Linked DNA regions of Homo sapiens: region 1 is linked to region 2. The links are chromatin loops, found by intact Hi-C in ENCODE. Cell type or tissue: IMR-90. All regions are shown on one strand. Links, peaks and the distances in the headings refer to the core of each region. The heading gives the core; the rest is flanking DNA.

What was found. A loop is a pair of places that touch in the nucleus more often than their neighbours do. Peaks named below come from ENCODE experiments on the same cell type or tissue, not always from the same donor. Only the 100,000 strongest peaks of a DNase experiment are listed, where the experiment ranks them.
Region 1: a loop joins it to region 2, with 2.7 times the contacts of the local background. A loop is called at or near these places in 4 of 110 quality-filtered maps.

What each region holds. Positions count from the first base shown.
Region 1 is chr6:122,376,735-122,391,812 of GRCh38, reverse strand. No RefSeq gene overlaps it. Among named protein-coding and RNA genes, the nearest start is that of HSF2, 15 kb to the left of the region's middle. In IMR-90, for the core only: a CTCF peak has its summit at 10,121 (motif pointing left); a DNase peak (open chromatin) is centred at 10,112.
Region 2 is chr6:122,726,261-122,737,934 of GRCh38, reverse strand. PKIB (cAMP-dependent protein kinase inhibitor beta) reads right to left here. Exons shown (of 5, transcript NM_181795.3): 5 at 11,562-11,674. Among named protein-coding and RNA genes, the nearest start is that of FABP7, 48 kb to the left of the region's middle. In IMR-90, for the core only: CTCF peaks have their summits at 6,957 (motif pointing left) and 11,167 (motif pointing right); no DNase peak of the experiment used is centred there; H3K27me3 peaks cover 388 bases.

The sequences.
Region 1 (15,078 bases), core at 7,079-15,078, 350 kb after region 2:
AGAAGCAGCTGGCATGGGCATAAAGTAGTACAACCTGCAAACCTTGTGTCTCAAGGGCGTAGGAGAAGAATTTTCCTGGAGCTCTTAGTTGCTGGAATAATGTTTAGAGTTACACTATGCCAACACGGAGTGCTGGATTCCAAATGATAGAAGTGACCGTTTGTTCCTTAATAAATTAATTTTTTGGTATGTGTTATGATATTCAGGGCTCTTTAAGGTGCTGGGCTCCAAAAAGAGATTCCTCTCCTAGATTATAAAGGCAATACTGCTACTTAGAGTAGATTTTTGTCACCTGACTTTCTTGAAAGTTAGCTGAATCCCACTGTTAGAATACTGCAACATATTCTATGCAACATACTTCATCAGGTTTATATAGCAGGGTGAATAACTTTTTGTGCCTTCTTGCTAATACATCTTTGTATGTGTGGCAGAATTTCTGCTTTTTTCATGACGATTATTTTAATATTTTTAAAATATAAACTTCTTTCTGGTGGTAAGGTTTTGGTCAACTCAACTTCACCTAGCTCTAACTCTTTGAAGCTACCAAAACAGTCATTGTGGATAATCAAATTGGCTTAGATTAGTTCTCAGAAGTGTAAATCTGGCAAAATTTTCTAAACTGATGCAACAAAATAGATCCCTACATTGAACTATGAGTTCAGTTAGCTGGGAAGCTGATTTTCAGTGCTGGGGGTCATAGATTTTATTGCATATGACTTTGTAGGCATTAGTGGCTAAAGATATATTTCAAGACGTACTAAAAAGCACTACGGCCAATAAAGGCCTCCGAGTATCACTCTGTAGAGAACTCCCATTGCCTCCAATGTAGGGATTATATCATTTATTTTCTTGATTTATTTGAACGACCTACTATTCCCTCTAGTTTGCATTCATACAGGGTAACTCATTTGACAACCTGGTGTCATCCTTCCAAATTTTCTCTATTTACAGTAGGTTATATATGTATTTATATGTATAAAGAGAGTTTATTGGCATTATTTTTATATAAAACATTTTCCCAATTTTTAAAATTTACTTTTAATTGCAGTAAAATATACACAATTTAAAATTTACCATCTTAACAATTTTTAAGTGTACAGTTTAATAGCGTTAAGTACATTCACTTTCTTGTGCAATCAATCTCTAGAATGCCTTTCATCTTGCAAATCTGAAACTCCATACCCATTAAATAACATTTATGCTTTTCCTCCTTCCCTCAGCCCCTGGCAACCACCATTTTACTTTCTGTGGTTATAAATTTAACTACTCTATTACCTCATATATTTGGGATCATACAGTCTTTGTCTTTTTGTAACTGGTTTATTTCACTTAGCATGTCTTCAAGGTTCATCCATATTGTAAACATGTGTCATAATTTTCTGTCTTTTTAAAAGCTAAATAATATTCGTTTGTATGCATACACCACATTTTTTTTATTCGTTCATCAATGGACACAAGTTATTTCTACCTTTTGACTATTGTGAATAATGCTGCTATGAACATTGGTGTATATAAACAATTTTATGCATTTTGCTTTTCTCAGTTGATAACGCATGGTAGAAACTCTTTCATGTCAATTGGCATAGCTATAATTTATTCCTTTTAAAGATTCCATGATATTCTGTGGCTTGTATGCAGCACAATAGATTCAGCCATTCTGCTACTGATGGGCATCTGCTTTGTTTCAAGGTTTTTATTTTTTTTCCACTCTGAGATGCTGCAAAAATATTCCTTAAAGATAAATTATTAAGCATTGGTGCTTTTATTTCTGTGTAGTAGTAAATTCAGATTTTCATGTATAATTTGCATGGTAAATCTATACTTTAGATTACTGTACCAGGATATAAAAAGAGCATGCTGCTGTTTAAAAAGCCCCACGTTTGAGCTAACAGAATGCTATTGTATACGTATCCAACACTATGACGCTCCTAGCAACAAGAAATGTCAACATCATGCTTCTATGGCAATAGCAAATGTTTAAGCAAGACAGAGAATAATCTAATATTTAGTGCTCAGGGGTGATTTCACCTTTGGATAGAAATAAAAGGAGATACCTTTATTCTTTGTTATTTTCATAACACAATGCAAAGCCAGGAAACTATACACTTTATTACATGTGATTTTTGGGGGCACTGGTGGCTGAAGATATATTCTGTATTGCTTTTGGACCAATTTAGGTCTGGTTTATTTTCCACTGAATTAATTCATAATTATCTGTAACTATCTCTTCTAGTCCTAGCCAGCTGTGAAAAATGAAGATAGTAAACAAAATGAGCTAGTGTTCTGGTGTTTAGAGATATTTATTGAAATTGAGACCCAGAGAGGTTCGATTACATTCTAATAGGTTCACGATCAGCATGTTTTATATATATATGTGTGTGTGTGTGTTTGTGTGTGTGTGTGTGTGTGCATGTGTTTTGATTCAGACTTTTCCACTTTGAAGCCTATGCCTTTCTATCACTTTATGATTTGCCGTATGATGACCCTAGAAGAATCCAAACCAAATCTGGTATCCCAAGTCTCTTGTATCTGATGTTCCCAGAGTGAGTGCTTGACATCCCCTGTTCAAAGTGGCAGGCTTCCAATTTGACTCTCTTTAGCCTATAACTAGGCTGCACTCCAATTCCCATATGAGAGGCAGAGCCCTGCCGCCCATACCCACCTACTTGGCTGGGCTGCTCCCTTAGCCCTTACTCAGGATCTTCCACAGGCTGGCTAAGACCTATAGTCACCAGTTAACAAGACTCTATTCTAATAAGAATTAGAATGTGTAATAAAGTTCTGCTTTTTTATGGTAACTATTTTAATGTTTTTAAGATATAAAAATCTGCAATAAACAAACAAATGAACATAATTGAACAAAAACATGTTTTGGTTCTCCTGCTTTGGTGCTTAGTGAGGTCATTGTGTGCTTTGATCCTGAGTCTTGTTTCCATCAGATAAATCATTTGGGTCTTTATACTATGTGTTATGGGCTGACTTGTGTCCCCTCAAGCTTTATTTGTTGAAATTTGAATCCCCCAGTACCTCAGAATGTGACTGTTTTTTGAGATAGGGCCTTTATGGATATAATTGATATAAAATGAGTCCATGCAGGTAGGCCTGATCTAGTATTACTGGTGTCCTTATAAGAAGGGGAGATTCAAATGCAGACAATACACAGACCTACAGACTGAGGGGTAATTATGTGAGAACACAGGGAAAAGGAATCCATCGGCAAGCCAAGAAGAAAGGTCTTAGAAGAAACTAGATCTGCCAACACTTTGATCTTGGACTTCTAGCCTCCAGAACAGTGAGAAAATAATTTTCCATTGTTTTAGCAACTGAGACTGCTAATGTACTCTCTATAGGAGGACTTTCAACTATACCAAAACCTTGTGACAACCAAAAAGTCCAACTACTCTGGATATTAAACAACTTTGATAAAAACATTTTACTAACCTTGCTGATTTATAGTGGCTGGATAAACTCATGAACACATTTTAATGGCTATTAATATTTTTTATTTTTATAACCAAAAAAGTTAATTATGAGACATTAAGGCATTATTTTAAGCCTAGGTGAAATGAGAATTATTTCTCCATATTAAAATTAAGATAATCATTGTGAAATTTGTCATTGAGTATAAAAAGTTTAATAAATATGCAATACTTGATACCTAAGAATGCAAAAATTGACTGTATATTTTAAGTGTCATCAAATGACATTTTCCCTTGGCTAGCCTAATGCTTTTAAATTATCCTTGAACAAGTAATTGGATGGATTTTTACTATTTATTTATGTATTTTTTTAAGATTTTATCATATACAGCACTTAATTTTCTAGGGATCCAATTTCTAGAAAAGGGAAGATTCAGTTTTGTTTTGTTCAGAACTTTACCAAGAGTTATTCACATCACCAATATGTGCTATTTATTTTCAACTGCACGTGTCACTCCTCTGCTCAAAACTTTGCAAAGGCTCTCCATTTCCATCTCTCCACTCCAATTAAAGTCAAAGTCTTTTCAATGCCTACAAGCACCTGTGTGATTTGTCTTCACCCAACCCCGGCCTCTGGTAAAACCTCTGCACCTGGGTTGTGGGGATTGGGGGAAGACTGATCACATATTTCTTCTCTTAATGCTCTTACCTCTTTACAGATGTATTGGAGTCCTTATTCTTCAAACATGTTGGGAGCACTTTGTCTTAGGGTCTTTGCACTAACAGCTTTCTCTGCCTGGAATGCTCTTTCCTCTAGATATTCTCCTCCTGGCTTCTAAGATTTTGCTCAAACGTCATATTTTCTATGAGGCCTGTCCTGACCAGCCTGTTTAAAATTGTAACCTTCTTGATTACTCTCCCCTATACAACCCCAATTTCTTTTTAGTTTTTCCACAAGGCCAGGGATCTTCATTTTTTTCCATGGATGTATTCCAAGAAGTGTGCCTGGCACATTATGAGTGTTCATTAAATATTTATTGAAAAATGAATAAATGAATAAATAAGAGGAGAGCATCTTTATGCAATGCTATCAACTAAGTTAATAACCAGAGCTGAGTAAAGGACTTGGCATAGAGACAAGCTTTATTTAATGATGCATTAGCTCTACTCTACTCCAAGTTAGCAAAGAAATGGCCCACTTCTTGGGGTTCAAGAAAGGGTGTAGGCTGATTCTTAAAAACATGAAATAAAAATCAAAGGATTTGATTGCTGTTATGAAATTTGATTCTCTCAATAATAAATACTTGTCCAAGATTTTCCATACTAACTGTAAAAAAGCATTTGTTTCACTACTGGAAAATGTTAATATTAATGTATTTTGGGAATTCAAAATACATTTGCAGAATTTCAGCCTTTTAAATCAATCAGTTTTTGACATTTCATAACTCCTGCTCTGTTTCTTTAGCTGATTCTGGAAATAAACATTTTGATTTTTCTTATTTTCACTTTATGTCTCTATAATTGTGCTAATTATATAAAATGTCTATTCAGTCCCCAAATGGAAATTATTTCTCAAATTTACTTATATCAATGGAAGGTATTACAGAAGAAAGAGCACCTATTAGAAGTTTGGCAGACATAGCTTTGCCATTATTATTATTATTGAGACAAGATCTCCCTTTTTCACACTGGCTGGAGTGCAGTGAATGATCATACCTCACAGTAGCCTCAACTCCTGGATTTAAGTGATCTTCTACCCTCAGCCTCCTGAATAGCTAGGACTATAGGTGTGTACCACCATGCCCAGCTAATTTTTGTATTTATGTAGAGATGGGGTCTCACTATGTTGCCGAGGCTGGTGTTGAACTCCTGGGATCAAGCAATCTTCTGGTCTTAACCTCCCAAAGCACTGGGATTACAGGCATGAATCACCATGCCTGGCAAGCTTTGTCATTATTAATGATAGTGTGACTGTGGACCTCTCTGAGCCTCACTCATTTACAAAACCTCATATTTAAATAATGAATTTATTATGGACAAATACACACATAATAGTAGGTGTCTAACAGATGTTCCCTGATACTGTTGAATAACTGAATGCTAAAATACTCTTCATTTGAGCAGTTCTTCTTAGATGTCTTTTGAGGTTATTTATAATTTTTATTTCCCATTAATGAATGTGCAGCCTTACATTTCATACTATTTACTCCTGCACTTCTAAGATATGAAAGCTATTGATTAGTTTAGCTACATTTTTTGAGTGTCTATTAGGTGTCTTCGGTCATACTAGTTACACTGACAATTGTACAATATTTGTGGTCCCTGCCAAGAGGAATTTATGATCTAACGAAAACACAAAATGAAAATACACAAAATCATTAGCAAATAACTAAGTATTAACCAGGTAACACTGACTAGGTGTACAGCAAAGTTAAAGATCAGAGTGGGTTGAAGAGATTAGAAAATCTTCATGGAATGAATATGGAGCATTTGAATTGGCCCCAATTAACCCTCAGCACAACAACAGCATAAGAAACGGCTTTACACTCCTTAATACATTGCAAGAACAGTTATAACTACTTTACATTTATTAACTAATTTAGTTCTGAACAACCCCCCAGGAATTAGATACTATTTTACTCCCATTTAAAAGGAAGAAATAAACCAAGAAAAAGTACTGATTAGTAATTGTGATTTTCAATCTTTCCCACCAAGTCTATAGAAGGATTGAAAAGGTTTACCAAAAGGCAGATTCTATTATGAATATTGCAGAGAAACCATCCTTACTGTAAGACAAATAATGTACAGAATTTCCAGCTATTCTTCCACATCTACCCCTTACTTCAGTACAATTAAGCTATTCCTTCTTTCTGCCTCAGTGTTATTAGCCATCTTGCTCTCCTAACTTACCTTTATGGATATCTTATGTGTCCCTCAAGAGCCCTCACAGTTTCTATGTTAATGCCCTGTCCAGGAGAAAAATATTGCATTTTTCTTATGATACTGATATTAAACTGCCTTGTAGTTATTTTGTGTTTTTTAAATTATTATTTATTTATTTTTTTGAGACGAAGTCTCACTCTGTCTCCCAAGCTGGAGTGCAGTGGCATTATCTCGGCTCACTACAATCTCCGCCTCCCGGGTTCAAGCGATTCTCCTGCCTCAGCTTCCTGAGTAGCTAGGACTACAGGTGCACGCCCCCATGCCTGGCTAATTTTTGTATTTTTAGTAGAGATGGGGTTTCGCCATGTTGGCCCGACTGGTCTCGAACTCCTGACCTCGTGATTTACCCTCCTCGGTCTCCCAAAGCACTGAGATTACAGGTGTGAGCCACCACGCCTGGCCTTGTGTTTATTTCTTATGAGCAACAGAGGAAAGGATTTATGTCTTTTTCATTTTTATGTTCCCCATTCATTCCTTATTGCTACTTCCCAACCATGATACCTGGTATGTCTTATATACTGTAGGCATTCGTTAAGTATTTATGAAATAAGTAAATGAATGAATACAGCCAAGATATTGTTCCCACTTTGCAAAAGTGGAGAAGAGGTAGCTTTCTCAATAAATGTGAAAAGAAAAAGAGAAAAGGACATTATTATTATTATTTTTGAGACAGGGTCTCACTCTGTTGCCCTGGCTGGAGTGCAGTGGCACAATCATAGTTCACGGCGGCCTTGAACTCCTGGTTCAAGCAATCCTCCCTCCTCAGTATCTCAAGTAGCTGGGACCACAGGCATGTGCTACCACATTTGGCTAATTTTTGTATTTTTTATAGAGACATGGGTCTTGCTATGTAGCCTAGGTTTGTCTTGAACTCCTGAGCTTAAGTGATCCTCCTGCCTTGGCCTCACAAACTGCTGGAATTAGAGGCATGAGCCACCGTGCCTGGCAAAAAAGAAATTTTTTAAAGTTAATAGATTATAAAAGAAGAAGAACCCATAGATGGAAAAAAGATAATGAGAAAAAGAGGGAAAATTATTAAAAATAAAAATAAATGGAAGGGCAATAATAAATGGGTTGAAATAAAATGTGACTGGAACAAATGATAAAATAGAAATAGCCAAGAACAAATAGGAAACTCTTGGAAAAAAGGAGTTGTGGAAATGAAAGAAAAGTGACAAGCAAATGAAATATAAGAGAAAGGCAACACAGAGAAAGGAAGTGAAAAACATGGAACAGTTGAGAAGAGAGTAGCAAATAGAAATGAAAAGAATGCTGTGTGTCAACAGGTTTGTAACTGGGCCACCCTAAACAAGTTCTTCTTAGTAAAAATAATAAGAGTGTTTTGTTCTGGCTTACTCTTCTACCCTCTTTGCACTGATTGGTATTACTCATAACAGGAATCTGGAGATGCTGAAATATTTGAGGATGGCATTTCCAAGACATTTTAAAGATAAATGCATTAAAAAATCTTTTTGAGCTGTCTATGACAAACCCTCAGCCAACATCATACTGAATGGGCAAAAGCTGGAAGCATTATCCTTGAAAACTGGCACAATGATACTCTGTCTCACTACTCCTATTCACCATATTATTGGAAGTCCTGGTCAGAGCAATCAGGAAAGATAAATAAATAAAGGGCGTACAAATAGGAAGAGAGGAAGTCAAACTATCTCTGTCTACAGATGACATAAATCTATATCTAGAAAACCTCATAGTCTCAGCCCAATAGCTCCTTAAGCTGATAAACAACTTCAGCAAAGTCTCAGGATACAAAATCAACATACAAAAATCACCAACATTCCTATACACCAAAAATAGTCAAGCCAAGAGCCATATCAGAAGGCAATCCACTTCACAATTGACACAAAAATAAAATAGCTATGAATACAGCTAACGGGGGGTGAAAGACCTCTACAATAAAAATTACAAAACACTGCTCAAAGACATCAGAGATGACACAAGCAATTGGAAAAATATTCCATGCTCGTGGATAGTAAGAATCAACATAATTAAAATGGCCATACTGCCCAAAGCAATTTATAGATTCATTGCTATTGCTATCAAACTACAATATCATTCTTCACAGAACTAGAAAAAAATATTTAAAAATTCATAAACAAGCACTAATAGCCAAGGCAATCCTAAGCAAAAAGAACAAATCTGGAGACATCACACCACAGGGCCTCAAACTATACTACAGGACTACAGTAACCAAAACAGACACATAGACCAATGGAACAGAATAGAGAGCTCAGAAATAAGGTCATATACATCTACAACAAACTGATCTTCAACAAAGCTGATAAAAACAATCAATAAGGAAAGGACTCCCCTATTCAGTAAATGGTGCTAGGATAACTGACTGGCCATATGCAGAAGATTGAAACTGGACCCCTTCGTTACACCATATACAAAATCCACTCAAGATGGATTACAGACTTAAATGTAAAACACCAAACTATAAAAAACTCTGGAAGATAACCTAGGCAATACCAACCTGGACATAGGAATGAGAAAAGATCTTAGGACAAAGAAACCAAAAGCAATTGCATAAAAAGCCAAAATTGACAAATGGGATCTAATTAAACTAAAGAGCTTCTGCACAGCAAAAGAAACTATCAACAGAATAAACAGACAACCTACAGAATGGGAGAAAATATTTGCAAACTATGCATCTGACAAAGGTCTAATTTATAGCATCTATAAGGAACTTAAACAAATTTACAAGACCCAAACAAACCCATTAAAAAGTGGGCCAAGGACATGAGCGAACACTTTTCAAAGAAATTGTGGCCAACAAGCATATGAATAAAAGCTGAATATCACCGATTATTAGAGAAATGCAATTCAAAACCACATTGATCATCTCACACCAGTCACAATGACTATTATTAAAAAGTCAGAAAAATAACAGGTGCTGGCAAGGTTGCAGAGAAAAAGGAGCGCTTATAAATTGTTGGTGAGAGTGTAAATTAGTTCAACCATCGTGGAAAACAGTGTGATGATTCCTCGAAGACCTAAAAACGGAACTACCATTAGACTCAGCAATCCCATTACTGGATATTTACTTAAAGGAGTATAAACCGTTCTATCATAAAGACGCATGCATGTGTATGTTCATTGCTGCACTATTCACAATAGCAAAGACATGGAATCAATCTAGGTGACCATCAATGGTAGACCGGATAAAGAAAATGTGCTACACCACATGCGAAACATGAATGAAGCTGAAGGCCATTATCTTTAGCAAACTAATGCGGGAATAGAAAACCAAATATCACATGTTCTCATTTACAAGTGAGAGCTAAATGTTGAGAACACACAGACACATAGAGGAGAACAACAGACACTGGGGCTACTGGAGGATGGAGAGTGGGAGGAGAGAGAGGATCAGAAGAAATAAATAATGGATACAAGGCTTAATACATGGGTGATGAAATAGTCTGTAAAACAAACCCCCCTTGGCATGAGTTTACCTATGTAACAAACCTGCACATGTACTCCTGAACTTGTTAAATTAAAATCTTTTCCTAATCACATTGACCCCCAAATTAATATTTGTCAAGAACGGATTCTATTAAAGATACCTTTATGTTTTTATAATTCTTTTGAGAATAAGTAAATCTCCTAATTATTTCAATCAGTATGCTTTGCACAGCCTCAGGATGCGGAGTTTTGCACATGAATGCCGCTAACTCCAAGCCTGCTGTGAAATACTGGTCTTACAGATGTTCACCGGCTGGCTTGCATCTTCAGCTCCCTCTGCTGTTCACTCTCTGTTACTATGGCGACCTGTAAATGCAGGCAGAAAGAGAAATCTGCTAAAGAAACCTGAATCCCATTTTCGGTGGCCCCAAAATGATATAAATATGATTAATTTCTTAAGTTTCACTCCCCCAACAGGAGAATTGTTCATTCTCAGCAAAACCACATCACTGAATGTACTTTAGAGAGTTGTATTCCCTAGGATCAGATTTTCCCCCTTAGTTAATATCCATTTTATTTTAATTATTGATAAAATATGAATTTACAGTTAGTGCTTCTCTTGGCAAGTATAATTTAAAAAATTACCTGGATGATGTCAAATGCACATGATTTCTCTGAGTTCTTTCAATGATTCATTAAGACAGTGGAGGCTAGGAAAAAACTGCATCAACTAACGAGCAAAATAACCAGCTAACATCGTAATGACAGGATCAAGTTCACACATAACAATATTAACCTTAAATGTAAATGGGCTCAATGCTCCAATTAAAAGACACAGACTGGCAAGTTGGAAAAAGGGTCAAGACCCATCAGTGTGCTGTATTTAGGAAACCCATCTCATGTGCAGAGACACACATAGGCTCAAAATAAATGGATGGAGGAAGATCTACCAAGCAAATGGAAAATAAAAAAAGGCAGGGATTGCAATCCTAGTCTCTGATAAAACAGACTTTAAACCAACAAAGATCAAAGGAGACAAAGAAGGCCATTACATAATGGTAAAGGGATCAATTGAACAAGAAGAGCTAACTATCCTAAATATATATGCACCCAATACAGGAGCACCCAGATTCATAAAGCAAGTCCTTAGAGACCTACAAAGAGACTTAGACTCCCACACAATAATAATGGGAGACTTTAACACCCCACTGTCAACATTAGACAGATCAACGAGACAGAAAGTTAACAAGGATATCCAGGAATTGAACTCGGCTCTGCACCAAGCGGACCTAATAGACATCTACAGAACTCTCCACCCCAAATCAACAGAATATACATTCTTTTCAGCACCACACTGCACCTATTCCAAAATTGACCACATAGTTGGAAGTAAAGCACTCCTCAGCAAATGTAAAAGAGCAGAAATTATAACAAACTGTCTCTCAGACCACAGTGCAATCAAACTAGAACTCAGGATTAAGAAACTCACTCAAAACCGCTCAACTACATGGAAACTGAACAACCTGCTCCTGAATTACTACTGTGTACATAACGAAATGAAGGCAGAAATAAAGATGTTCTTTGAAACCAATGAGAACAAAGACGCAACATACCAGAATCTCTGGGACACATTCAAAGCAATGTGTAGAGGGAAATTTATAGCACTAAATGCCCACAAGAGAAAGCAGGAAAGATCTAAAATTGACATCCTAACATCACAATTAAAAGAACTAGAGAAGCAAGAGCAAACACATTCAAAAGCTAGCAGAAGGCAAGAAATAATGAAGCTCAGAGCAGACCTGAAGGAAATAGAAAAAAACCCTTCAAAAAATCAATGAATCCAGGAGATGGTTTTTGGAAAAGATCAACAAAATTGATAGACCACTAGCAAGACTAATAAAGAAGAAAAGAGAGAACAATCAAGTAGACGCAATAAAAAATGATAAAGGGGATATCACCACCGATCCCACAGAAATACAAACTACCATCAGAGAATACTATAAAAACCTCTATGCAAATAAACTAGAAAATCTAGAAGAAATGGATAAATTCCTCAACACATACGCCATCGCAAGATTAAACCAGGAAGAAGTTGAATCTTTGAATAGACCAATAACAGGCTCTGAAATTGAGGCAATAATTAATAGCTTACCAACCAAAAAATGTCCAGGACCAGATGGATTCACAACCGAATTCTACCAGAGGTGCAAGGAGGACCTCGTACCATTCCTTCTGAAACTATTCCAATCAATAGAAAAAGAGGGAATCCTCCCTAACTCATTTTATGAGGCCAGCATCATCCTGATACCAAAGCCTGGCAGAGACACAACAAAAAAAGAGAATTTCAGACAAATATCCTTGATGAACATCGATGCAAGAATCCTCAACAAAATACTGGCAAACCGAATCCAGCAGCACATCAAAAAGCTTATCCACCATGATCAAGTGGGCTTCATCCCTGGGATGCAAGGCTGGTTCAACATATGCAAATCAATAAACATAATCCAGCATATAAACAGAACCAACAACAAAAACCACATGATTATCTCAATAGATGCAGAAAAGGCCTTTGGCAAAATTCAACAATGCTTCATGCTAAAAACTCTCAATAAATTAAGTATTGATGGAATGTATCTCAAAATAATAAGAGCTATCTATGACAAACCCACAGCCAATATCATACTGAATGGGCAAAAGCTGGAAGCATTCCCTCTGAAAACTGGTACAAGACAGGGATGCCCTCTCTCACCACTCCTATTCAACATAGTGTTGGAAGTTCTGGCCAGGGCAATCAGGCAGGAGAAGGAAATAAAGGGTATTTAATTAGGAAAAGAGGAAGTCAAATTGTCCCTGTTTGCAGATGACATCATTGTATATCTAGAAAACCCCATTGTCTCAGCCCAAAATCTCCTTAAGCTGATAGGCAACTTCAGCAAAGTCTCAGGATACAAAATCAAAGTACAAAAATCACAAGCATTCTTATACACCAATAACAGACAAACAGAGAGCCAAATCATGAGTGAACTCCCATTCACAATTGCTTCAAAGAGAATAAAATACCTAGGAATCCAACTTGCAAGGGATGTGAAGGACCTCTTCAAGGAGAACTACAAACTACTGCTCAATGAAATAAAAGAGGATACAAACAAATGGAAGAACATTCCATGCTCATGGGTAGGAAGAATCAATATCATGAAAATGGCCACACTGCCCAAGGTAATTCATAGATTCAATGCCATCCCCATCAAGCTACGAATGACTTTCTTCACAGAATTGGAAAAAACTACTTTAAAGTTCATATGGAACCAAAAAAGAGCCTTCATTGCCAAGACAATCCTAAGCCAAAAGAACAAAGCTGGAGGCATCGTGCTACTGACTTCAAATTATACTACAAGGCTACAGTAAGCAAAACAGCATGGTACTGGTACCAGAACAGAGATATAGACCAATGGAGCAGAACAGAGCCCTCAGAAATAATACCACACATTACAACTATCTGATCTTTGACAAACCTGACAAAAACAAGAAATGGGGAAACGATTCCCTATTTAATAAATGGTGCTGGGAAAATTGGCTAACCATACGTAGAAACCTGAAACTGGATCCCTTCCTTACACCTTATACAAAAATTAATTCAAGATGGATTAAAGACTTAAATATTAGATCTAAAACCATAAAAACCCTAGAAGAAAACCTAGGCAATACCATTCGGGACACAGGCATGGGCAAGGACTTCATGTCTGAAACACCAAAAGCAATGGCAACAAAAGCCAGAATTAACAAATGGGATCTCATTAAACTAAAGAGCTTCTGCACAGCAAAAGAAACTACCATCAGAGTGAACAGGTAACCTACAGAATGGGAGAAAATTTTTGCAATCTACTCATCTGACAAAGGGCTAATATCCAGAATCTACAATGAACTCAAACAAATTTACAAGAAAAAAACAAACAACCCCATCAAAAAGTGGACAAAGGATATGAACAGACACTTCTCAAAAGAAGACATTTATGCAGCCAAGAGACACATGAAAAAATGCTCATCATCACTGGCCATCAGAGAAATGCAAATCAAAACCACAATGAGATACCATCTCACACCAGTTAGAATGGCAATCATTAAAAAGTCAGGAAACAACAGGTGCTGGAGAGGATGTGGAGAAATAGGAATACTTTTACACTGTTGGTGGGACTGTAAACTAGTTCAACCATTGTGGAAGTCAGTGTGGCGATTCCTCAGGGATCTAGAACTAGAAATACCATTTGACCCAGCAATACCATTACTGGGTATATGCCCAAAGGATTATAAATCATGCTGCTATAAAGACACATGCACACGTATGTTTATTGCGGCACTATTCACAATAGCAAGGACTTGGAACCAACCCAAATGTCCAACAATGATAGACTGGATTAAGAAAATGTGGCACATATACACTGTGGAATACTATGCAGCCATAAAAAAGGATGAGTTCATGTCCTTTGTAGGCACATGGATGAAGCTGGAAACCATCATTCTCAGCAAACTATCTCAAGGACAAAAAACCAAACACCGCATGTTCTCACTCATTGGTGGGAGTTGAACAATGAAAACACATGGACACAGGAAGGGGAACATCACACACTGGGGCCTGTTGTGGGGTGGGGGGAGGGGGGAGGGAGAGCATTAGGAGATATACCTAATGTTAAATGATGAGTTAATGGGTGCAGCACACCAACATGGCACGTGTATACATACGTAACTAACCTGCACGTTGTGCACATGTACCCTAAAACTTAAAGAATAATAAAAAAAAGATTACATATATTGACTCATTTAATCATCACAAGCACCATGAGATATGTACTATTATTATTCTCATTTTAAAGATGAAGAAACTGAGGCATACTGGGGTTAACTAACTTGGCAGTTACACAGCTTGTACACTGTTAAGATATTTCCAAAATGTGCTTATATATCTATTCCAAGATTTATCAATTTTTGATATTCTTTATTGACTTCTTACTATGATAGAGGAGTACTTAGCTCATTTTTACTAAGCTTTCTTACATTCCCCTGCCTTCTAGTGTATTTCAATTAAAAATTTTATCTTCTATCTATTGCTTTAATTCCTGCAGTTTTAAGATGTACACAACCTTGATTCCTTGTTTCTCCAACTATAGAGAGTATCTTTTGTTTCCACTCCACACAACATGGACAGGACCCCCACTCTACCCTTCAGTTCTCCAACTTTCCCTTCCACCTGCCACCTTTCGTCACTGTACTTTCACTTTTAATGAGCTTCATTCCA
Region 2 (11,674 bases), core at 3,675-11,674:
TTGAAGCATGTTAAAGACAGCTTAATATTTCATCAATACATTTTCCAGATCCTTATTAAAATATCTGTACCATTTTACATTTCCACTTGCTTGAATGACGATAATTCATTAAAATCAGTCTCTTAATATATGGTAGGCACTGTGTTAAGCACATAACAGTCATCTCATTTAAATCTTCATTCATCACACTATGAGATAGGTGCTATTGCTATTTCCAATTTTTAGTAGGAAAATGGAGACTTGCCCTAGGCCCCACAACCTATAAAAGTTGAACAGCAATGCCAGTCAGTTTTGTCTGTCTCCAGAGTTCATCTTCTTAACCACTGCACTGTTGGTTCATTTTGGCTAATGCAATAGTTTAAAAAACAAAACAGAAACAACTTGTATATTTTTTTAAACACATGTTTTTTTTATTATTTTTTTAAACACATGTTTTTTCTCCTTTGTGAACTTCTTTCTGGAATTTTATTTTAAAATTAGAATACTAATACTTTTCTTATTGTTTTATTTGTATTCACTTATATTATCTATGTAATTATAAATATGTTCCCAAGTTTTATCTTTTCTTAATTTTTATATAAGGAATTTTTAAATAGAAAAATCTATAGACTTTTTTCAGAACAGAATTTTTAAAAATCTCTGGGCCAATTTTTTCATATATTTGAGGAGAGTTAGGGACATACACTCAGCTAATTGCTAATCTCTGAGTATAGCCTGAGAGGCAGTAGGTAAGATATATACTATACTAACATTGTAATATCAAATTTTTATTGGAACTTCTGCAATTATTTGTTTTATGATAATCAGTATTCTTGAATTAAATTTTTTTGCTTATTTGTGAGATTTACTTAGAATTAAGATATGTAGCTGTCTTCCTCACTAAAACATAAGATCTAGAAGAAAGAATATATACATACATAAATTATGTCTAAATGTTGTGAAATATGCAGAGATATGGTACATATTATAACTGACCGTTTTTTCCCCAGTATTTTTTTTAAAACCAGGAAAACACATAAATACAACCAAAATAAAAACCCATCAAGATTTTATTGGCTTTCTCTGCCTCATTCCAGTTTTGGAAACAATCTTGACCTAGATCCAGACAGATGGCCGAGGGTTGAATGTCATGTTTGCTTTGCTGCTGGTCCTGTTATGAACTGAGATTTTATTTTTTTCTATAATAAATGAAAGTGACAAGTCAATACCAATACAAGGATGAGTAAATGTTTGACAAAATGAATTCCAAGGATACAATTCAAACATTTGTCAGGAGCCCGAGATAATTTCTTATTTGTTTTGTTATGCCTTTCCAATTTGTCTCTAAATAAAAATATTTACAATTTAGGATTCACTCTATCTCACAGGATAGGATATGTATGACCTTACAAATTTATAGAAAACTTCTCTATGTTAATGTGAAGAAAAAAATAAGATGAAATAACCATGGTCTATTTCCAACCAACAGCAAACGTTCTCAAACTCTTAACTCCTGCTTTTGTTTAGGAAAAGGATAGTATGAGTCATTATGAAAAACAATCCCTCCCACACCTGTTTTCCCTACCCCTGTCACAATTCTCTAAGTGCACATGTATGCGCATGTGTACACAGACACACACACACACATATGCATGCCTGCCTGCACGCACACGCTGAGAATTCAGCCCAATAAATAGAGGAGGGACAGCTTTATAGAGATGGGCTTATTTAAGACAATGTATATAAATATTTTCTGCAAAATTCACTAAACTATAGGAAAGACAAATTCAAATGGGAGCAGTAAAGCATTTTTTAATGCTTTTTGTTCTTTATAATTATTAGATTAAAAGGAAAACAGTGATAATAAGATCCATAGGGGCTGTACGCTAATGGAGGATAAAGAACTGCTTTGTAACGTGAAACTTTGCCTCCACACTATATGACTTTAAGTGCACCAGGCTCTTTATATGGAAAACTGGTTTTCAACAGATACCAGGCAAACTGTAAAGATGATCTCACATTGCCAAATGGGCCTTCAGCTGCTTTTCTAATTGACTTTTCCACGGTTTGTTGCTTAGTGTTACACATACTAATGTGTCATCCTAGACTAATCAGATTTTCAAGTCTCAACCTGCCTGTGTTTGTAGGTTTCAAACTTACAATTCCTCTGCTATTACCCTCCAAAATTGTTGAAACTGACTACTTCTGTTGTTAGAAGCATGATATAGAAAGCATGGTGCTCATAACTACTATGACTGACACGTAAGTTTCCCAGTTGATACAATAAAGCCAAGAGACCCTAAGTCCAGTGTGTTTCTCAACGATTATTCAGTACAGGGAGAAACACTCCTAGTTGTTTCCTAGGCAACGATTTAGTGAAAAATGTGCAGTTATATTTCATTTCATCCCATTTTCTATTTTTCTAGAACTGGCTATTTTTTCCCCTTATTTTCCAATATCCATTTCTCCTCACATTTCTCTTTATACATTATCTTTGATATTTCTTCTCCTCTAGCCTTTCTCTCCTGTTCTTTCCTGCTATTAATTATCTAACTTTCTTTCCCTTAGGAATGAGATCAAAACAAATACTTGTCTTTAAAGTTGCCCTGTCAACTACCATCTGGTTACTGTTTTGTTTCTTTTTAGAAAATCAACAGTAGACCCTTCGTGAATGAGGAAATTCTATTCACTTTTGCTTCCAGGGCATGATTGTGTCCCAGCTTATTAAGAAGCAGAAGTCTTAGTGCTTTGGAATCTAGTTTACACATCTGTCTGCTTTCCTGGAAGGCTGAAGGAATTTGAAATGCTGTTTTTTAAACAATACCAAAAACAAACAAAGAGAAAGGGCCAGAGAAATTTTCATCTGGGAAGAGATTGCTTTTGTCAGTAGATGGCCAGCAGAGTAAGTCAGATATGCAAGAAACACATCAAGTGTTCTGGGAGGGGAGTATTTGAATGCTAAGCAGTCGTTTGTGTGGATCCAGGCTTCTTACAGCTTCCAGGTCTTGGTTTCTGATGTGGAGATCTTTTTGACAGAGTTGGCTAGTTTTTGTTAGTTGCCACTCGATCCCGTTTATTGGCTAAGAATAAAATAGAAAATAATTTATTTTATATAACTTAAGAAAAATACCAAGGTTTGATAGCACTCATCCCGTTCGTTTACCACACACACACACACACACACACACACACACGCACAGCCTTTTAAGATTCCCTGTTGCCTGCAAGATAAAGGCCAGGTGCTTTAGCCTGACGTTCCTGGATCTCTAGAATCTACTGTGAGCCTCATTTCCAACCCTGTTTTTCTTGTCTCCCACCACTTTCTCTCTGCGCCTCAGTGCCAACCACCCCAGCCTGCTTCTCTCAAAATACCCATGTGCACTTCTGCCGTCTCTCAGCTTCTCCTCATGTGAAGTACTCTCCCTTTTCCTGCCCATCTCTCTGTCCCGTCTTTCTGGACCCAAGTCCATCTTCCCTCTGTCACCACACCTGTAAGTGGTCCTCACTCAGGTCCCCGCTTGGCATGGCTCACGCTCATCATGTGTTTGCACGCACCATGTCCCCCGTCATCGTTGTATATACCTGTACTCAGACAGGCAGCAGAAAGACAGCTACTGGTGGGTTCCTTTCCTCTCCTTTCTCTCTGGCCGTCATTGCCAGAAGAACTCAAATATGGAAACTCCAGAAGCATATAAGAATAGGGACTCTTTGGTGTGAGACGAAACAGGAAGATTATTTCAAGGGGCAAAAATCTTGAGAGAAGGAGAACACCTTATGGTTCCCAGCCAGTCAGATAGGATGACTCATTACCCAGGATAACATGGTATAACACATATGTAACATAGACATGTGGCAGTATGGGGCTGCCTATTTCCATACCTTGGAGAAGCAATGAGGGGGAGTGAGGACAGCTTCAGGAAGGCATTCATCAAAGTAATTGAGTAAATGAACACAGCATTACTTTCTATAGGGATTCTAATCATTTCTTCAATTAATATTGAGAAATGATATAACTCAGTTTTTGAATGTGCAATTGTAGATACTGTATGCATAATACAGCCTGTTTTCTTTCAGCTTGAAAACTAAACACAGAAAACATAGAAAACAAATTAAAAAAGGAAATATTAATTTAGTTGCAAGTTAAAATACATATATTATTACTGATAATCCATTTTATTGTCTCAAAATTTCTCTTAAAATGAGTCCAAAATTCAGGGACTATCAGAATTAGCTAGAATTTAGAGGGCTTTTCAATAAATTCATTTTGCATATAAGAAAACTGAAGTTCCAAGAAATAAAGGAACACTTGTATTGAAAAGAACCTGTGAATGGAAGAGAACCACTCTTTCTTTTTCTTTTGGATTTTCTGTCATTCTTAGTGACACAATTATCCAGCCACCAGACCTCATTTTCTGCTAATAGGTAAAGTAACTAATAAGGTATCTCCTTGGGTCTACACATTCCCCCTCCTAGCCAACCGCCTAAACATCCGTTGCTATAGGGAAGCAGATGTTTCATCAGAAGAGTGAAATGATTCATTTCGTTAATTACCAGTAGGTGACAAGCACCTGGGGAGGAGACCCAAGCCCTTCTTGACTGTGGTGTTAAAAGGGAAAACTTAGGAAGATGGTGCCCCTGGAGAGCCGGCTGGTGCTAGGGAGCAGGAGGTGTCTGTGAAGTTGCCTCAGAACTTTGTTGCTAAAGCAGCGCTCTTTCAAAGTGTAGAGCTCAGTGCAGAGGAAGTGTATCCTGTTCTTCCTCTATACTTAGTGTCTTTTTTTTTAATCCCAACTATGACAAGAGGCACCAGGAACCAAAATTATCCGTAGGCTTAGACCAAAGCCTTCGGAGGCTGTGCAGCATGGATCTACCCAAGTAAGAAGAACCCCAGGGAAAAAAGAAGGTGGTGGGGATCAGAGCTCAATTCTGCACCTGCTGAGTGCCCTTCAAACAGACTTTAAGAGGCAGTCTTGTCTTTAAGCACACCCTCAACGTTAATTATCATCTTAACCTTTTAACTAATCTGTGCTTCAGTTTCCTCAGCTGTGAAAGGAGACCAAGAATAAATCCTGTGTCGTGAGGTTGTTGTGAAAATTAAAAGTTAATGTGAATAAAGCACTTACAACAGTATCACTGTGTGTTTGCTCTCATTTGGGGAGATGATGTAGATTAGTGATTAAAAGCATGGATTCTGGAACAAACTTGCTTTGGTTTGAAGCTTGGCTTTAACATTTACTCATGTGAGCTTGGACAGTACGTCTCTGGGCCTATTTTCTCATATGTTGGCCTATTGTGAGAATTAAATAATCTCATAAAGCACTGAGAACAGTTTTAATACATACTAAGGGTTAGTTATATACTATCTGTTCCTTCCCCTTGTTAACTACCCACATGTGGGCCTGTCACTGAATGTACATCTTCTTGTAGAGCGAAAGCACTCCAGAGATTTCAGAAGCTGTGCTCAGAATCTCTCACCCCAATAGAACCTCACCAAGACTACCTGGCCAGCGTCCCCTTTGTGCATTCAACTTTCCCACATAACACACAGTGGGATTTGTGGAAAACGTTCTCCCTATTTTCCTTCCTGCTCTTGGAAAAACAGGAATAATCATCTTGTTAACCCCAATTCCTCCACTTAGGAGACACCAATCTTTCTTCTAATTGGAAGGGGAACTATTAAGCAATAAGATGATATTTTGAATTAAATCAAGAACAAAACCACATATTCACATAGCATTTACACATTTACTTGAGTTCAAACTGCCAGGGGCTCTTCCAAGTCTAAAAGTCACAATTGAAAACAGTGCTTTAAACTTGAAAGACATCAGAGGTCTATTTTGAATTGAAGCTTGTAGAGAACTCAGGATTATTTGTAATTTGATTTTAATGAATAAAACATTTGTGTATTGCTATTTTAAATTTTTTTTTAAAAAGATCCAGATGACCCTGTTACACAGAAAAAGGAACTCTTTGTTACACATCAGAAAAAGTGATAGACTTTATATTCTTTTTATTTATTTATTTTTAGCTTTTATTTCATTATACTTTCAGTTCTGGGATACATGTGCAGAACGTGAAGGTTTGTTACATAGGTATACATGTGCCATGATGGTTTGCTGCACCCATCAACCCATCATCTAGGCTTTAAGTCCCGCATGCATTAGGTATTTGTCCTAAAGCTATTCCTCCCCTTGCTCCCCATATATTCTTAAGAAGTGTATTTTTTTATTTTTATAGATTTAGGGCTTATGTATCATCTTGTTACATGAATATATTGCCTAGTGGTGAAGTCTGGGCTTTCAGTGTAGCCATCGCCTGAATAGTGTACATTGTACCCAATAGGTAATTTCTCATCTCACTCCCACCCGCTTCCAAGTCTCCAATGTCTACAATTCCACTTTCTATGTCTGTATGTATGCATTATTTAGTACCCACTTATGAGTGAGAACATGTTGTAACTAAGTAAAATAACCCAGAAACTTTCTGATGGCCTCCAGTTCCATTCATGTTGCTGCAAAAGATATGATTTTATTCTTTTTAGGGCTAAGTAGTATTCCGTTGTATTGTACCACATTTGCTTTATTCAGTCATCTGTTGATAGACACAGGTTGATTCTGCATTTTTGCTAATATGAATAGTGTTATGATAAATATACTGGTGTAGGTATCTTTTTAACATAATGATTTATTTTTCCTTTGGGAGAAGTATATTTTTAAGCTATATTAGAACACCTTCTTTTGGTACCTAAGAACATAGGGTATCCTAAAAAATTGGTAGCCACAGAATAGCACACTGTTATAATATTTTTCTTGTGTCTCTTGAAAAAATTGTGTTGGAAATACTATAGTTTTGGTTGCTGTTTTGTTTTTGCAGTAATCCTGACCAACATATGTAGCAGAATTGGTGAAACAAACTGGAAACCTCAGGCATGCCTCGATTAAATTTTTTGTAGAGCCAGTGGGAGCAGAGCACCACCTAGTGTCAGTTTTGAATAATTCTCTCAAATAAGAAAAACTGCCCAGGGTGAAAATAATGTACCCAAAGGCACGTAGTCAATATAGGTTAAATTTAGGTCAAAATCCTGGAACCAAATCCGCATTTATTGACGACAGCCCCATGCTTTTTCTCCTATTATTCTCCACAATTTTACATCAAAGAAAGGCAATATGTAAAAAACAAATCCCTTCCACTAATGGAAATTCAATTTAGGTGACAAATACGTTATAAAACAGGACTATTTGAATATCTGGTATGCCTAAAGCACTATGAGAGCTCAATTCCACAGACTCTAAGGTGAGACTTTTTTTTTTTTTCTTCAGATTTCTGGCTTTCTTATGGTTCCCTGAGGTCTCTGTAGCGACCCATCTGGCACTTCGGATGCTTCTCTGCCATCAACATTGCCAAAAATAATTCAGCCTCTGAAATTTATCACTGAGGAACAAATGAGATGATTTCACTTACCTATGTGGCCCTTCTCTAAAAATGTTCATAGTTAGTTCATGCCAGATGCAGTTTGTGTCTCAGAATGTCCATGTGCCCTCTTCACAACCATGGTTAGCCCCAAGCTGAATGTGAGCCGAGCCAAGGATGGGGAGCCTTTCTTCTCTGCCTCTCTTCCAGCTACTACTTCCCACCCCAAAGAATCCCAGTCTTCTCACCAACTCTGCACTCCTTCAGGGCTCTACAAGTTAATGGAAAATTAAATGACAACAATACCAACAGCTTGCCATATAAAATCATTTCTGGAATGAGGTAAAATATGAGTTAATGAAAGAATAAAGCCAAATAAATAAATAAAATTGCTGTTTTGAGATATCAGTGCTCATTTTGGCTCATATGTTATTCTTCTTATACAACTTTTAAATTTCCCTAAGAATTTTGAGTAAATTCAGACAAATCTAATATGCTCATGAATGAGCTGGTTTGGGGAAGAGGGGACTTTTGGTACAAGAGAGGCTGTGCACATCCAAACTCTGAGAGCCCTGTCCTAAGTCACTGTTGCACTTCCTTGTGTGAACTCTCAAAGATACTCTCTGAATCCATTTTCTTCATCTGTAAAAATGAGAAACATTAACAACTATTTTATATGATTTTTTATGAAGATTCAAAAGGATCTACTATGTGCTAAGTAATCACCAGTCACAAGAAATTTGGCTATGATGATGATTTTTTTTTTTTTGAGACGGAGTCTTGCTCTGTTGCCCCAGCTGGAGTGCAGTGGCATGATCTCAGCTCACTGCAACCTCTGCCTCCTGGGTTCATGCCATTCTTCTGCCTCAGCCTCCCAAGTAGCTGGGACTGCAGGCACCCGCCACCATGCCTAGCTATTTTTTTGTATTTTTAGTAGAGACAGGGTTTCACCATGTTAGCCAGGATGATCTCGATCTCCTGACCTCATGAACCGCCTGCCTCGGCCTCCCAAAGTGCTGGGATTACAGGCATGAGCCACTGCGCCCGGCCTATGATGATGACTTCTGTTGATGTGTGCCCACTGAGAAATCCATTCTAGGATTTTAACAAGTAACAACAACATTGCCCCAGCCCTTTGTTTGAGCCAACGCTTCCAGTTTTTAACTGGCTGCAGATTTTTAATGTTCTGAGAGTTGTCATCAGTAACACTAAAAAAAAAAAAGGGACTCAGTCTGATTAATCAGTCCTGTTTTTAGCCACGGAGGTGTTGCTAGCGGAAAGAAAAGAGCAGAAGAATAGAAGGAAATCTATACTGGCAAATAACATAGGAAAAAATCAACAGATCTAGAACATTCAACTTAAAGTCTTTATCATCCTTTATGTTCTGGCAAATAATAATAATATGAGTTTTTGCTAGTATGCCAGGCACTGCCCTTATCAATGACTAATATTCACTCACTTAATCCTCATAATAATTTATCATTTTACATGTTGAATAAATGGAAGCACAAGGAATAAAATGAACAAAATCATAAGAGCAAATGGCAGAGCTGTACTTTGAACTTGAGGGGCCAGGCTCCACAGACAGGGTAACAGATTAGTGAGCTTTGGTTATATCCTTTTTTTATTTTACTTTTTAATTAACAAATAATAATTATACATATTCATGGGGTACATAGTGATGTTTTGATACATACAATTTAGAGTGGTCAGATCATGGTATTTGCATATTCATCATCTCAAGCATTTGTCATTTCTTTGTGTTGAGAATGCTCAACATCCTCCTTCTAGCTATTTTATTTTAATTTGTTTTTGTTTTCTGAGACAGAGTCTTGCTCTATTGCCCAGGCTGGAGTGCAGTGGCACAATCTCGGCCCACTGCAAACTCTGTCTCCTGGGTTCAAGTGATTCTCCTGCCTCAGCCTCCCGAGTAGCTGGGACAATGCCACCACATCAAGCTAATTTTTATTTTTCTACACCCAGCTAATTTTTGTATTTTTAGTAGAGACGGGGTTTCACCATGTTGGCCAGGCTGGTCTTGAATTATTGACTTCAAGTGATCCACCCACCTTGCTCTCCCAAAGTGCTGGATTACAGGTGTGAGCCACTGCACAGGGCCCCTTCTAGCTATTTTAAATTATATGTTATTACTAAGTATAGTCATTCTACAGTGGCATAGAACACCAGAATTTTCATTTTCCTCTGGCTCCTCTCTATCCCCCTGTCCCTTGCCAAACATCTGCCCAAGTTGTCAAGCCACCTGAGGAAAACTAGTGGTTTATTTTCTAAGTAGGGCACCTCCCCTTATACTCACTAACGTTTTAAGAAAGTTCAAATCTTTTCTACCCAGAACACAAAATATCTCTGGGTACATGACACAGAATAGATTCTTTTTGTTCTTTCTCCTTTATACAGAGTTAAGTTTTCAGACAGCTGCTTTATAGCTTTATTGTCACCTTTTAGCCTGATTATCTGACAGTGTTAATTTAGACTTCATAGCTATTGACTAAAGCAAGTGCCTTGTACAAAGACAATGGCAAAATGGGCAAGGAGACTTTCTTTAATAAGTCCCAAATAAATAGCTTTGGTAAAAGTGTCTACTTGCTATGACAAAATACCATAGGTTCCTCAAAATAGCTTGATTTTTTAAAAAGTTGGTAGGCAAATTCAGCGTTGTCTTTAAACTGCTACTGACCTCTCATTCTCCTTTGTCTGGACTCCTCAGGGAAAATAAACCATTTTCGTTAGCACATATTCTCAGTGAACAAGCCTGATACCTTGGGTAATACAAAATAATGGAACGTTTGTGTGTGCATTGTAGTGAATAATTGATTTAGAATATATATCATTCAGAATATATGTAACTGTTAGCAATAATGAGGAGGGACATGGCTTTACTTTTGGTCTTCTAAATGAGAAAAATATTGTAGAAAACTATGATCCAAGAACGATGTTACTTTATTTCTTCTACATTTTCATGGAACAAATTACTCATTTAAATACTGACTCAAGATTCTATTTTTTTGCAGTAACTGTCATAAAACACTAGTGAGCAGACTCATTGTTAAATGGTAATACTCATGGCCTGTCAGTCACCCATTAGCATGATTGAATTAGCATTCATGTGGTAATTACCATGAATTGTCTATTTCTACCATCCTGTTTTCTCCCAGCACCAAGCATTGGGGATATCACAGAGATTTTGTGAAGTCACAGAGAAAGGCAGAAGACAGACAAATAAACAAATTGAGCTTCCTACCACCTCCACTACCACAGTATTGGCAAGAGCATCTTGAATAAATATGACAACGATGATGATGATAGCTAATATTTATTGAATAATTATTCTTTGCCAGGCATTATTCAATTGTTTTGCATATACTATCTCATTTACTGCCTCCACCCACCCTATAAAGTATGCGCTATTATTAAAACCATTCCACAGAGGATAAAACTGAGACTTAGAGACATGATGTAAGTTGCCCAGGATCACGCAACTACTGAGTAGCAGAGCTAGAATTCAAACCCAGATAATCTGAATTTAAAATCCATATGCTTAACAGTTTAACTCTACTCCAGAGTGTCTCAACCTCAGCATTGTTGACACACATGACCGGGTAATCCTTGCTGTCAGGGCTGCCCTGTGGAATGGTAAGATGCTTAGCAGCTTAGCGGTATCCCCAGCCTCTGCCCACTACATTACAGTAGCACCTTTTCTCCCTTGCTTTCCACCTCCAGTTGTGGCAGCCAAAAAGTCTCCAGACATTGTCAAATGCCCTCTAGGGGGCAAAATTTCTTCCCCATCCATGCTGAAAACCACTGTTCCACTCTAACCCCTCTTTATCTGATTATAAAACCTCATGTCATTAAATAACTTTTAGAAATATAATTTTAATGGCTGTGATAAATGTTATTGAATATTAAATTAGTGCTACACTTAAAATATTACTTTTGATTATTTAATAAAGAAAAAATTATATTTGAAAACTTAAAGCAATCAGGTTCTTTGAGATCTACCCCTTTGGTGTATATAAGATATAAAGGTAAGCTCTGTCAATTAAATAATAAGCCAGAGGTGATTTATATTGCAAAGACTGTTAACTTCATTCTATAAAATGTGTCACCATTTTTTACTCAGCCTACTTCTGAAGATAAAATGAAGGAGACTTGTGTCAGTAAGAAATCTCTTTAATAGTGAAAGAGTTTATTTGGTTACTGTATACAGACATAGCCTAAGTCAACAATCAAATAAAACATAACTGCATGCATATATTTCTGAAAATGA